Linked DNA regions of Homo sapiens: region 2 is linked to region 1. Evidence: read pairs that join two places in POLR2A ChIA-PET (ENCODE). Cell type or tissue: B cell. All regions are shown on one strand. Each heading gives the region's core, and the rest is flanking DNA. Links, peaks and the distances in the headings are about the cores only. Region 1 overlaps STRBP (spermatid perinuclear RNA binding protein). Region 2 has its middle 32 kb from the start of STRBP.

Evidence for each region. Peaks named below come from ENCODE experiments on the same cell type or tissue, not always from the same donor. Only the 100,000 strongest peaks of a DNase experiment are listed, where the experiment ranks them.
Region 2: POLR2A ChIA-PET joins it to region 1 with 12 read pairs; 3 of 35 experiments call an interaction of 5 or more read pairs at or near these places.

What each region holds. Positions count from the first base shown.
Region 1 is chr9:123,232,760-123,238,136 of GRCh38, forward strand. It overlaps STRBP (spermatid perinuclear RNA binding protein), which reads right to left. Exons shown (of 19, transcript NM_018387.5): 2 at 4,071-4,207. Among named protein-coding and RNA genes, the nearest start is that of STRBP, 33 kb to the right of the region's middle. RefSeq lists an enhancer at 1,136-1,215. In B cell, for the core only: no CTCF peak of the experiment used is centred there; DNase peaks (open chromatin) are centred at 1,542, 1,902 and 2,252; H3K4me3 peaks cover 1,663 bases; H3K27ac peaks cover 3,870 bases.
Region 2 is chr9:123,298,227-123,303,603 of GRCh38, forward strand. No RefSeq gene overlaps it. Among named protein-coding and RNA genes, the nearest start is that of STRBP, 32 kb to the left of the region's middle. In B cell, for the core only: no CTCF peak of the experiment used is centred there; no DNase peak of the experiment used is centred there.

The DNA of each region.
Region 1 (5,377 bases), core at 165-5,164:
AGTCCTGTGAGCCTTCTGGTTCTTGGTTCCAGCCCTTCCCAAAGCCCCACTGAATTCCTGCCCTCAGGTTCTGTAAGGAAGACCGATTATCTGTAGAAGACAGCTGATTCTTATTTGCAACTAAAAGCTCCAAATAAAACACTACGTTTTTAGACATCTCTTCTATTTATCCTACTAGCACCATGAAGGCAGAAACTGTGTCTTACTCATCTCTCTATCTGCAAGACTAGCAAAGACCCTGAAAAATGCCAGATGCTCAATTAATGACTGTCATCCATGGCACACTAACAGTTATACATTTTTATGTATGTAAATTTTTTCCTCCTTTTTAAAGACAGGGTCTTGCTTTGTCATCTATGCTGGGAGTGCAGTGGCGTGAACATAGCTCATGGCAGCCTAGTACTCCTGGGCTCAAGTGATCCTCTCACATCAGCTTCCCAAGTAGCTGGACTACAGGCGCATACCACCACATCTGGCTAATTTCTTTATTTTTTTAGAGATGGGGGGGTCTCACTACGTTGCCCAGGCTAGTCTCAAACCCCTGGCCTCAAACAATCCTCCCGCATCAGCTTCCCAAGAGTCATTAGGGTTACAGGCCTGAGCCCCTATGCCAGGCTTATGTATATAAATTTGAACTTTAAGAAGTGTTAACAAGTATCAAACTCCAGCTAATTATATGTATGTCAAAATGTTTAGGGGTAAACTGTAAGGATGTCTGCAGCTTATTTTGAAATGAAGCAAAAAGTAAGATGTAATGAAGGTTAAATAGTGGAGTGAATAGATGCATAGATGTAAGATACAGTTAATGAAAGATAATGTTAATTGCAGAATATAGGCTGCACTAATTGCAGAATATATGGAGGTTCACTATACAACTCTTCCAACTTTTTGCATGTTTAAGCTTTTTCATAATAAAATGTTTGGAGAAAAATGTAACAGCAATACATCTGCATTGATTTACATGGGAAAGTCTACATAAATAAACATGCTCATGTTAGCTCATTTCACTGCCCTCTGCCATGAAATGGGAATTCAAAGAACTTTAATAATAGGTGACTCTCCTTTCATTGCACAGTACATTTTCAAAGTGTTTTGTCTTTTCAGTTCACATGCTTCTTTTAAAGTGACAACAGCAAGGCACAATTAAAATGTAAAACTAGGCCGGGCGCGGTGGCTCACGCCTGTAATACCAGCACTTTGGGAGGCCAAGGCGGGCAGATCACGAGGTCAGGAGATTGAGACCATCCTGGCTAATACGGTGAAATCCCGTCTCTATTAAAAATACAAAAAAATTAGCCAGGCGTGGTGGCGGGCGCCTGTAGTCCCAGCTACTCAGGAGGCTGAGGCAGGAGAATGGCATGAACCCGGGAGGCAGAGTTTGTGGTGAGCAGAGATCACACCACTGCACTCCAGCCTGGGCGACAGAGCGAGACGCCGTGTCAAAAAAAAAAAAAAAAAAAGAAGTAAAACTAAATACTTCTAATTTCATGTCTCCTTTAAAACTAGTTTTGGAAAACATTAAAATTAGATAGGCTAATTCAAACCAGTTTTCTGTTACCAAGACTATTCAGAAGACAAAAAAAAAAAAGAGCTGGCAACTTTAATACTGTTAAGTTTCTCTTCACAAGACAGAAAAAACTGAGAATCACAGACTGTTAAAACTGGTCAAAAAGACTAATACTGTACAGGATCCTTACTTCCCAAAAAGAAAACTAAGACCCAAAGAGATAAAATATCCTGCCCAAGACCACCAAGTAACTTTGTAGCAAGGCTCAGACTCAAAACCTGGACTTATCACTAAAAATCTAGTGTTCTTCCCATCCTAGTTGGTAGTCTTAAATCCTGTTTTGTTTTGTTTTTTCAAAAGTAATAGTATATAAAGTGCCTAGTCTCAGCATAAACATTTTGTATTTGTTCAGGCCGAGCGAGGTGGCTGATGCCTGTAATCCCAGCACATTGGGAAGTTGAGGGAAGCAGATCACTTGAGGTCAGGAGTTCAAGACCAGCCTGGCCAAGATGGTAAAACCCTACCTCTACTAAAAATACAAAAATTAGCCAGGCATGGGGGTGCACACCTGTTATCCCAGCTACTTGGGAGGCCAAGGCAGGAGACTCGCTTGAACCTGGGAGGCAGAGGTCGCAGTCAGCTGAGCCTGGGCAACACAGACTCCATCTCAAAAAATAAAAAAAAAGTTTAAAAAAATTTTTTTTGTATCTGTTCAACTGGCTTTTTTTTTGGGGGGGGGGGGTACTGGGTATTCAGGTTATAAATACAAGTGAACACCGGAAACACATTACAACCAGTATTCAAATGACATACCTTATGTAACCACTGAAACTGAACTTCACTAAAATGACCTGAAAGTGTTTTTCCATCAATTTAGGCAAATAAAGAGGCAATGACAGAATTTTAACAACACACTTGCCAGCATTCCTTGTCTGTGGTAGAAGGCCAAAATTTTGCATGTAACTTTTCTAAAAAGTAGGTAACACAAAGCTACAGAAGTTGAAGGATAAGCCTTTTTTAATTTAGGTTTTTTTTTTTCATTTTGCAAATAAATCAATATGTGTATGTTAAAATAATGGATTACAGAGATACAGATAACTGTATCCTTGCAAAACCACTGAAAGAATGCTAGTCCCAGTTAGACTTCACTGAATTTATGATACAACCACTTTTATTTCTATTGTGATTGTCAGACAACTGAAAATCTAATTAAAATCTGTATGAACTAAGAGCAACTTCAGGAAAAAAAAAAAAAAAAAAGTTATCCCAAAGACAACTGAAAATCTAAGTAGAATCTGGATGAAGAGACAAGTTCAGCAAAAAAAAAAAAAAAAAAAAAAAAAAAAAAAAGTTATCCCAGAGAGCTATTGGTTGGTCATTAACCACATGCAAAAAGAATGGCACTCTTTGTCTGATCTCTTCCCTTTCATAGCAAAACTGAAGCTGTAAAGAATGTCTAAAGGGTAGTCTATGGAAAATTAAATTGAAGTCATGTTATTTCTATCTATTAAAATTCAGCTATACTAAAGTCACTTCTGAAATGATTTAGGAATAGAGCGCTCAGCAAAATAAACTTCCAAGAAAAATAATCAAAAATAAGAACACCAGAATGAGTTTGCTACCTGTTCTATTAAAATAGGAATGTGTAAAAGGCTCCATCTTACTTTCTGATTAATAATCCATCTGCACAAATACTTAATATGTGTCATAGTCCACAGCTTCCAATCTCTAAATCAGATTACCACAAACTCTACAACTTAACATGCACTAGCAAGAACATTTCAACACACTTTGAATACAAAAATACTCAAAATACTGAGGAATGGTACCTTACCTTCTAGTGTCAGCAAGGAGAAAGGACTCCTCCAGCTGCTCTAAAGTAGAAAATGTTCCCAATTTCTTGAGTACCATATAGTATAAAGTGGTTTTATCACATAGTACAGCAAAATTATTGGTGAAATTATATGAACACTGTATTTCACAATACATGCTACTTACTAAGAAAAAAACATTAAGTGCCCCAATATTTAATTTCTATTTTTATTTCCTATTTTATTTCTATTTCATTTGCTCATTTTACATGTCACTTTACCGTAAGCAAGTCTATAAAAGTATAATTTTTAAAGAGAGTAAAATCTCTGCTACCCGGTATTACATAAACTGACATATCTAAAACATGGCGTCATTTGTGAACATCATGATGACAGTGAGGCAATACAAGTTCTTAACGTACTTTCTGAATCTTCAAAATGACATCAAATTATCAATAATTCTCATCAAATGATAGTAATTTGCCAGCATAGTATATTGGACATTGGTGATATTAGACACCCTAAGAAAGGATACAAGAGTAGTGACCACAGTAAATATAAAAATTGAATAGGATTTTCTAAAAAAAAAAAAAAAAGTGTGTCATACAAACTTCACTGACTCTGGAGCCATGATGTCTGGATTTAAGTCCCAGCTCTTCAACTTTCTAGCTGGTTTCATTCAATGTTTAACCACCTATGTCTCGATTTTCTCCTTTACGAAGGGAATACCATCACTTACTTTATCTACTTACCTTTATAAGAAGCAACAGTTGAGGCCAGGCACAGTGGCTCGTGCCTGTAATCCCAGCACCTTGGGAGGCTGAGGCAGGCGGATCACTTGCGTTCAGGAGTTCGAGACCAGCCAGGTCAACATGGCAAAACCCCGTCTCTACTAAAAATACAAAAATTAGCTGGGCGTGGTGGCGCACACCTGTAATTCCAGCTACTCGGGAGGCTGAGGCAGGAGAATCACTTGAACCCAGGAGGCAGAGGTTGTAGTACAGAGCCGAGATTGAGCCTCTGCACTCCAGCCTGGGCAACAGAGCCAGACTCCATCTCAATAACAACAACAAAAAAGCAAGAGTTGAATGTGTGTAATAATACTTTGCAAACCACAGCAGTGAGCTATTCTAACATTCCTACTGAAATCTACAGTGTTACAGCTGCGGCAGAAAATTGCTAACTACCAAAATCCACCCTGTTTCTTCCAAATAACAGAGTTGTAGCTAGGACAAGGCTCTCACCTTTACATTCTGTAACTGAAAATGCACTCCCAAGAACATTTCAACACTGATGAAATACTCAAAATAGTACAGAATGACACCTTACCTCTTAGTGTCAGCAAAGAGAAAGAACACTCCAATTCCCAATCCCCTGCAGCTAGATGAGGCAATGAGACTAAGCCTTCAGCAATGGGAGGAGAAATTATATTTGTACAACTTTCACCTCACTTGCTTAAGACAAAATTTCTTACCCTGTGCTTCCAACAAGAACAACCTTGAAAGCTGTGCATTCGAGATGATACAGTCCCCATTCACCTACGTCCCCAAATGCCTGCATAAAGGACAGCCACATGCTGATGTGGAACACCTGCTCTCAACTACTGTGCGCTGAATTCTGGGGTTTCAGCCATTGTATTTCAGGGCTCTATTTCAGCAACTGGGTTACTTAAGTAATACAATGGCAAACCCCTTACAGCGGGAGAAAGGTGCAACTATAAAATCCCAAACAGGCACAAGCTTTTAATGCCTTCACACAAGGTAACACATAAAAAGTAAAGTTCTCAATAGGACAGTTTCCCAGAAAGGTGTTACCTCAGGGGAGTGTTAAAGCATAGTAGATAAGAGAATAGGCCCTAAAGTCAGATTGCCTGGGTTCAAATCCCTTCTCCACCACTTGCCACCTGTGTAACCTTGAGATCGGAACTTAACCTTTCTGTCTCTGTAAAATGAGAATAAAAGCAGGACTCACCTCACTTAATTGTTGTGATGTTTAAATGAAAAGAAAACTCCACAGTTTAAAGCTGCTTAGCAAAGTGCATAGCACACAGCAGTAACAG
Region 2 (5,377 bases), core at 49-5,048, 65 kb after region 1:
GGTTTGATTGTCACAACAGACCCATGGTACATATCATTATTATCATTTCCATTTTACACATCAGGAAACTTGAATTCATGAATTCTGGTCTTCAATGCATCAAATTCACGATGAGAAAAGACCATAGCCAATGGTAGTACAAATGCTAAGAAAATAGCACCCTCTATTCTGCTAGTGAGAGAATAAATCCATACAAGCCTTCTAGGGAGCAATTTGACAATAACATATCAACATTCTTTAAAATCTGCATATCCTTTATCCTAGCAATTCCTTTTCTGGAAATTTATCCCAAGGACATAATTAAGGATGTGCACAGAGTTTCAGCTACAAGGATATTCATTTAAGAAGATGCTTACGATACTAAAAAATTGGAAACCACTGAAGTATCCAAGAATAGAAAATTACTTAAATAAATTATGTTCCATTCATACAAGAGAATACTATAAAGTCATTAAGTAGCAGTGAAAAGGCATATTTAATGGCAGGGAACACAATTCATGATACATTTTTAAAAGTAGGTCACAAACAGGCCTAGTGCAGTGGCACATGCCTATAATCCCAGTACTTTGGGAGGCCGAGGCAGGAGGATCACTTGAGCCTAGGCATTCGAGGCTGCAGTGAGCTATTATTACGGCACTGCACTCTGGCCTGGGTGACAGAGTAAAACTCTGTCTCTGGGGAAAAAAAAAAAAAGTAGGTCACAAACAGTCCATATTACATGAGTCCATTTTTGTTTTTGTTTTTTAACATATTTAGGCCGGGTTGCAGTGGCTCACACCTGCAATCCCAGCACTTTGGGAGGCCAAGGCAGGCAGATCACTTGAGGTTGGGAGTTCAAGACCAGCCTGGCCAACATGGCGAAACCCCGTCTCTACTAAAAACACAAAAATTAGCCGGGCGTGGTGACACGTGCCTGTAGTCCCACCTACTTGGGAGGCTGAGGCAGGAGAATTGCTTGAACCCAGGAGGCAGGGGTTGCAGTGAGCCAAGATCACACCACTGCACTCTAGCCTGGATGACAGAGAGATCCTGTCTCAAAAACAAAAAACAAAAACAAAAACATATGTAATATGCTTTTTTTAAAAATGGAAGAAAAACACACCAAAATGTTCATACTAATTACCCCTAGCGACTGAGAATACAGGAGATTTTTTTTTCATTTTCTCCTTTTCTTAGCTGTATTTTCACGACTCCCTCCGGCTAAATTTCTTACAATGAAAATGCATCGCTTTGAATAAGACAAAAATTGTATTGATTTGTTTTCAAGAAGATGCATCTTCTTATTCCTCCCCCGAAGCAAGTTTTGTAGTCTTGCCTATGTGCCTCCTTTCCTCCTAGATCAATGACCTATCCATAGCTACCCCGGCATTCTATAAAGCCAGCTCCTCCAGGAAGTCTGCCATGATCTCTGCTGGCTGCTGGGCTTCCTAGCTTACATTCAGCTTTCTGTCTGCTTGCACGGTAGTGTGACACTTACTGCCAAAGCCTGCTGGGATATGGCTTATCAGCCCAGGAAGCTTAAGGCATCCCCAAAGCGGCTGCTCAGTCCCTGTTTCTTTAAATAGATCTGGCTGCTTACAAAGCAGGTATTGGAGTGCCTAAAAGCCCAGCGGCCTTCAGAAGCCCCTGCCTCTGGCATTCGCTGGAGACTTTCCCACTCAACTGGTGTCACTCTGTTCTTCATGCTCAGCTTACAGAAGCCTTGGCTCGGTCTCAATGCTTCCCGCACCCTGTGGCTCCCCTTGCCCCGGCCACTGGTCTACATGTGCTTTGGAGTTCACCTTCCGGTTGCATTGATGCTCCAGATAATAATCAAAGCCATCTCCCCCAGGCCCTCAAACCCTGCGCCACTCACCCACACAAAGACAGGGGATGATAAAAACCATAGTTCTTGTGTGCTAAGCACCTGCTATATGCTTGGCACTTTACATGCCTATCTCCTTTACTCTGTAAAAATAACAACCGTAGCTATCATTGAGTCCTTTTTCTGTGCCAGCTACTGTACTCTTTATATGCATCTGCATTTCCCAGAGTATGAAAGAGAGGCTCAGAGGAGTAAAGTGAGTTGTCCAAGGTCACAGAGCTAGTAAGGAAGTGGTGGTGCCTCGTTTCAAACCAACCCTTGTCTGACTGCCAGCCTCATGCCCCTAATCCCTACCCTGTGCTGCTCTTATAACCACCCTGTGGGATAGGCAGGAAAGATGAGAAAACTGGGTTTCAGCAAGGTTAAATCTCAGTTCAGGGTCATTTTAACACAGCGTCAGAGGGACCTGAGAGCTTGCAGTGAGAAGATGCTGGTCTGGGTAAGGAACTGGGTGAATAGGAAGGTCACAGAAGGTGAGAGTCTGGTGTGGGTGAGGAATGGGGCTAGGTCCTCCACCAGGGAGGCAGGGATCCAAGGCTGGGCTCTAATCCTGGCAGGAGAAGTGCAGGCTGGGAAGGCAGCTTCCCAGGGCTCCCCTCCACCCCGGAAACACTACCCACCCATCTGGGACAGCATAGCCATTTCTCGATCATATCTGCCATTGTCCTTTGTCCCGGGGCTCAGGGACCATGTGGGGTTGTGTGTGCTGACAGAGGTGGAGGAGGGGGACTCAGGGCCTCTGGTGTCTGGGAGGCTCAGATAGGCCAGGGTGTTCTCTGTTCACCTGCTGGACACTGGGCTGCTATGCTCAGGGGCAATGGCTCATACCACATCTCCTCTATCTGGAGTGTAATAAAAAGATCCAGGTGCCTAAGGCAGCAAGGTGAATCTGGGCCCCAAAGTTCTCGGCTCAAGTCCTGGTCTACCACTGACTTGCCTGGGACTTCAGGTACATCACTTTCTGTCTTGGCATTGTAACAGCTCCTGTTGGGGCTGTGGAGCACTGGTGTGTGGGTAAGTGTTGTGAGAAGTAGAGTCAAGAGTAGCTGGTGTCAGCTGCCACGGTAGCTGCGATCCTAGCACTTTGGGAGGCCAAGGCAGGTGAATCTCTTGAACTCAGAAGTTCAAGACCAGCTGGAACAACATGGCAAAACCCTGTCTCTACAGAAAATACCAAAAATTAGCCAGGCATGTTGGTGTGCGCCTATAGTCCCAGCCACTCTGGAGACTGAGGCTGGAGGATTGCTTGAACCCAAGAAGTTGAGGCTGCAGTAAGCTGTGATTGTGCCACTGCACACTCCAGCCTGGGTAACAGAGTGAGACCCTGTCAAAAAAAAAAAAAAAAAAAAAAAAAAAAAAAAAAAAAAAAAGCAGGTATGTGACTTTGGAAAACAGTCTGGCAGTTCATCTAAAAGTTAAACATAGCATCCCTGTATGGCCCAGCGGATGCACTCCTAGGTATACACCCAACAGAAATGAAAACACATGTTCACACAAAAACTTTTACACGACTGTTCATAGCAGCGTTATCCACAGTAGTCAAAAAGTGGAAATAACCCAAAGCCACCAACCAATGAACGGATACCAAAATGCAGTATTTCCACATAATAGAATATTATTCAGCCATAAAAAAGAATGAAGTACTGATGAGTGTTATGACATGGAAGAATCTTGAAAACAGAAGCTAGGCACGAAAGGTCACATACTGTATGATTCCATTTTTATGATTGGCCAGAATAGGCCAATCCACAGAGACAGAAAGTAGGAGCAGGGGAAATTGGGGGAAGGGACAGCTAATGGGTACAAGGTTTCTTTTGGGGTATTGAAAATGATCTGGAAATAGTGATGATGGGTGCACAACCTTATGAATAGAATAAAAACCACTGAATTGTACACTTTAAGGAAGAATTTAAATGATAGGAGAATGGTTTGTTTTTGTTTTTGAGACAAAGTCTTGCTCTGTCACCCGGGCTGTCGTGCAGTGGTGCGATCTCAGCTCACTGCAACTTCCGCCTCCCGGGTTCAAGCGATTCTCCTGCCTTAGTTTCCTGCGTAGCTGGGACTACAGGCACCCACCAACACGCCCGGCTAATTTTTGTATTTTAGTAGAGACAGGGTTTCACCATGTTGGCCAGGCTGATCTTGAACTCCTGACCTCAAGCGATCTGCCCGCCTCCGCCTCCAAAGTGCTGGGAGAATGTTTTTAAAAGAGAGAATAGCGAGCATTTCCTTCTCCAGATTCCATGCTAAGCACTTCCCATGTGCCTTGTGTAATCCCCACATCAAACCTAGAAGAGAAGAACCCTCATTATGCTTATTTCATAGGTGAGGAAACTGAGGCAGGGAGCGGTTCAATAGCTTCCCCAAGGTGGCACAGCTCTGGTGCCACATGCAAATGCAAGGTCAGTGTGGACGGCATTGCACCTCCACTGAGACCACAGGGTACTTTGTACAAGCTTTTCCTGTGGACAGTCTCCTTGTTCATCTTCCCTATCAGCCCATGCGGGCCTGGAGAGCAGACACCTTATTCAGCGACTCCCCACAACACAGCTCAAGGCCTGGCTCATAGACGTCTGTTGAATGGAAGGAGCACTGCACTATCTTTGCCCTCTCGGCTGGTTTGCAGAGAAATCGACTTTTCACAAAAGCACAGCATCCGCTGTGAAATCTTCAGGCTGCCAGAGGCTGCTTCACGCTCACCCTGAGGTTGCTGAGATGAGAGGCAAGAACCACCTCAAGTCGAGACAAAATGCATTTGTGGTTTTGAAGGAAAGTCGTTAGAAGACAAAGTCTGTCTTCCAAGGCCAAGGTTGCTCCAATTCCGTTTACTTAAAGTAGAAAGAAGACAATCCCTGCCCCGATGGGTCTGCGCTGGCTTGTAGGAAGGAGAGATTTTGCTGAGTATCCAACACTAACCGCAGGAGAGAGCAGAGGGGAGACAGTGGGAGCCAAAGCAAACATTCTGAAGTCAGAGATAATGGGAGAAGGTAAGAGGAAGAATAGGCTTGGAGGCCAAGCAGGAAGCAGGTCTGAAAGGAAGGGTGGGAAGGCAGGAAGCGTCCCGAGCACTTATGAGAAGATGGCCCTCCAGAGTCTGAGGGGGAGGTCTTGGAGGAACCTGGGCTGGCTGAGCTGGAGTCACAGCTGGCCTGGCCAAGACTCCTCCAACAGTCTGCTCCTGGGCCTCCCTGACTTGGGCCTCTCCCTGTCCTGTCATCCTCCATTTGAACCCAAAGTGTCCTTTCAACACACAGATTGTTCCTGTCCCAAAACCCTTCCACGGCTCCCCACTGAGAAGCATTCAGACGAGGCACTCCAGGCCTCAGGGTCCAAATGAAGTCGCAGGCCAGGTGCGGTGGCTCATGCCTGTAATCCCAGCACTTTGGGAGGCCAAGGCAGGAGAATTACTTGAGTCCAGGAGTTTGAGACCAGCCTGGCCAATATGGTGAAACCCCATCTCTACTAAAAATACAAAAATTAGCCTGGCGTGGTGGCGCACACCTATAATCCCAG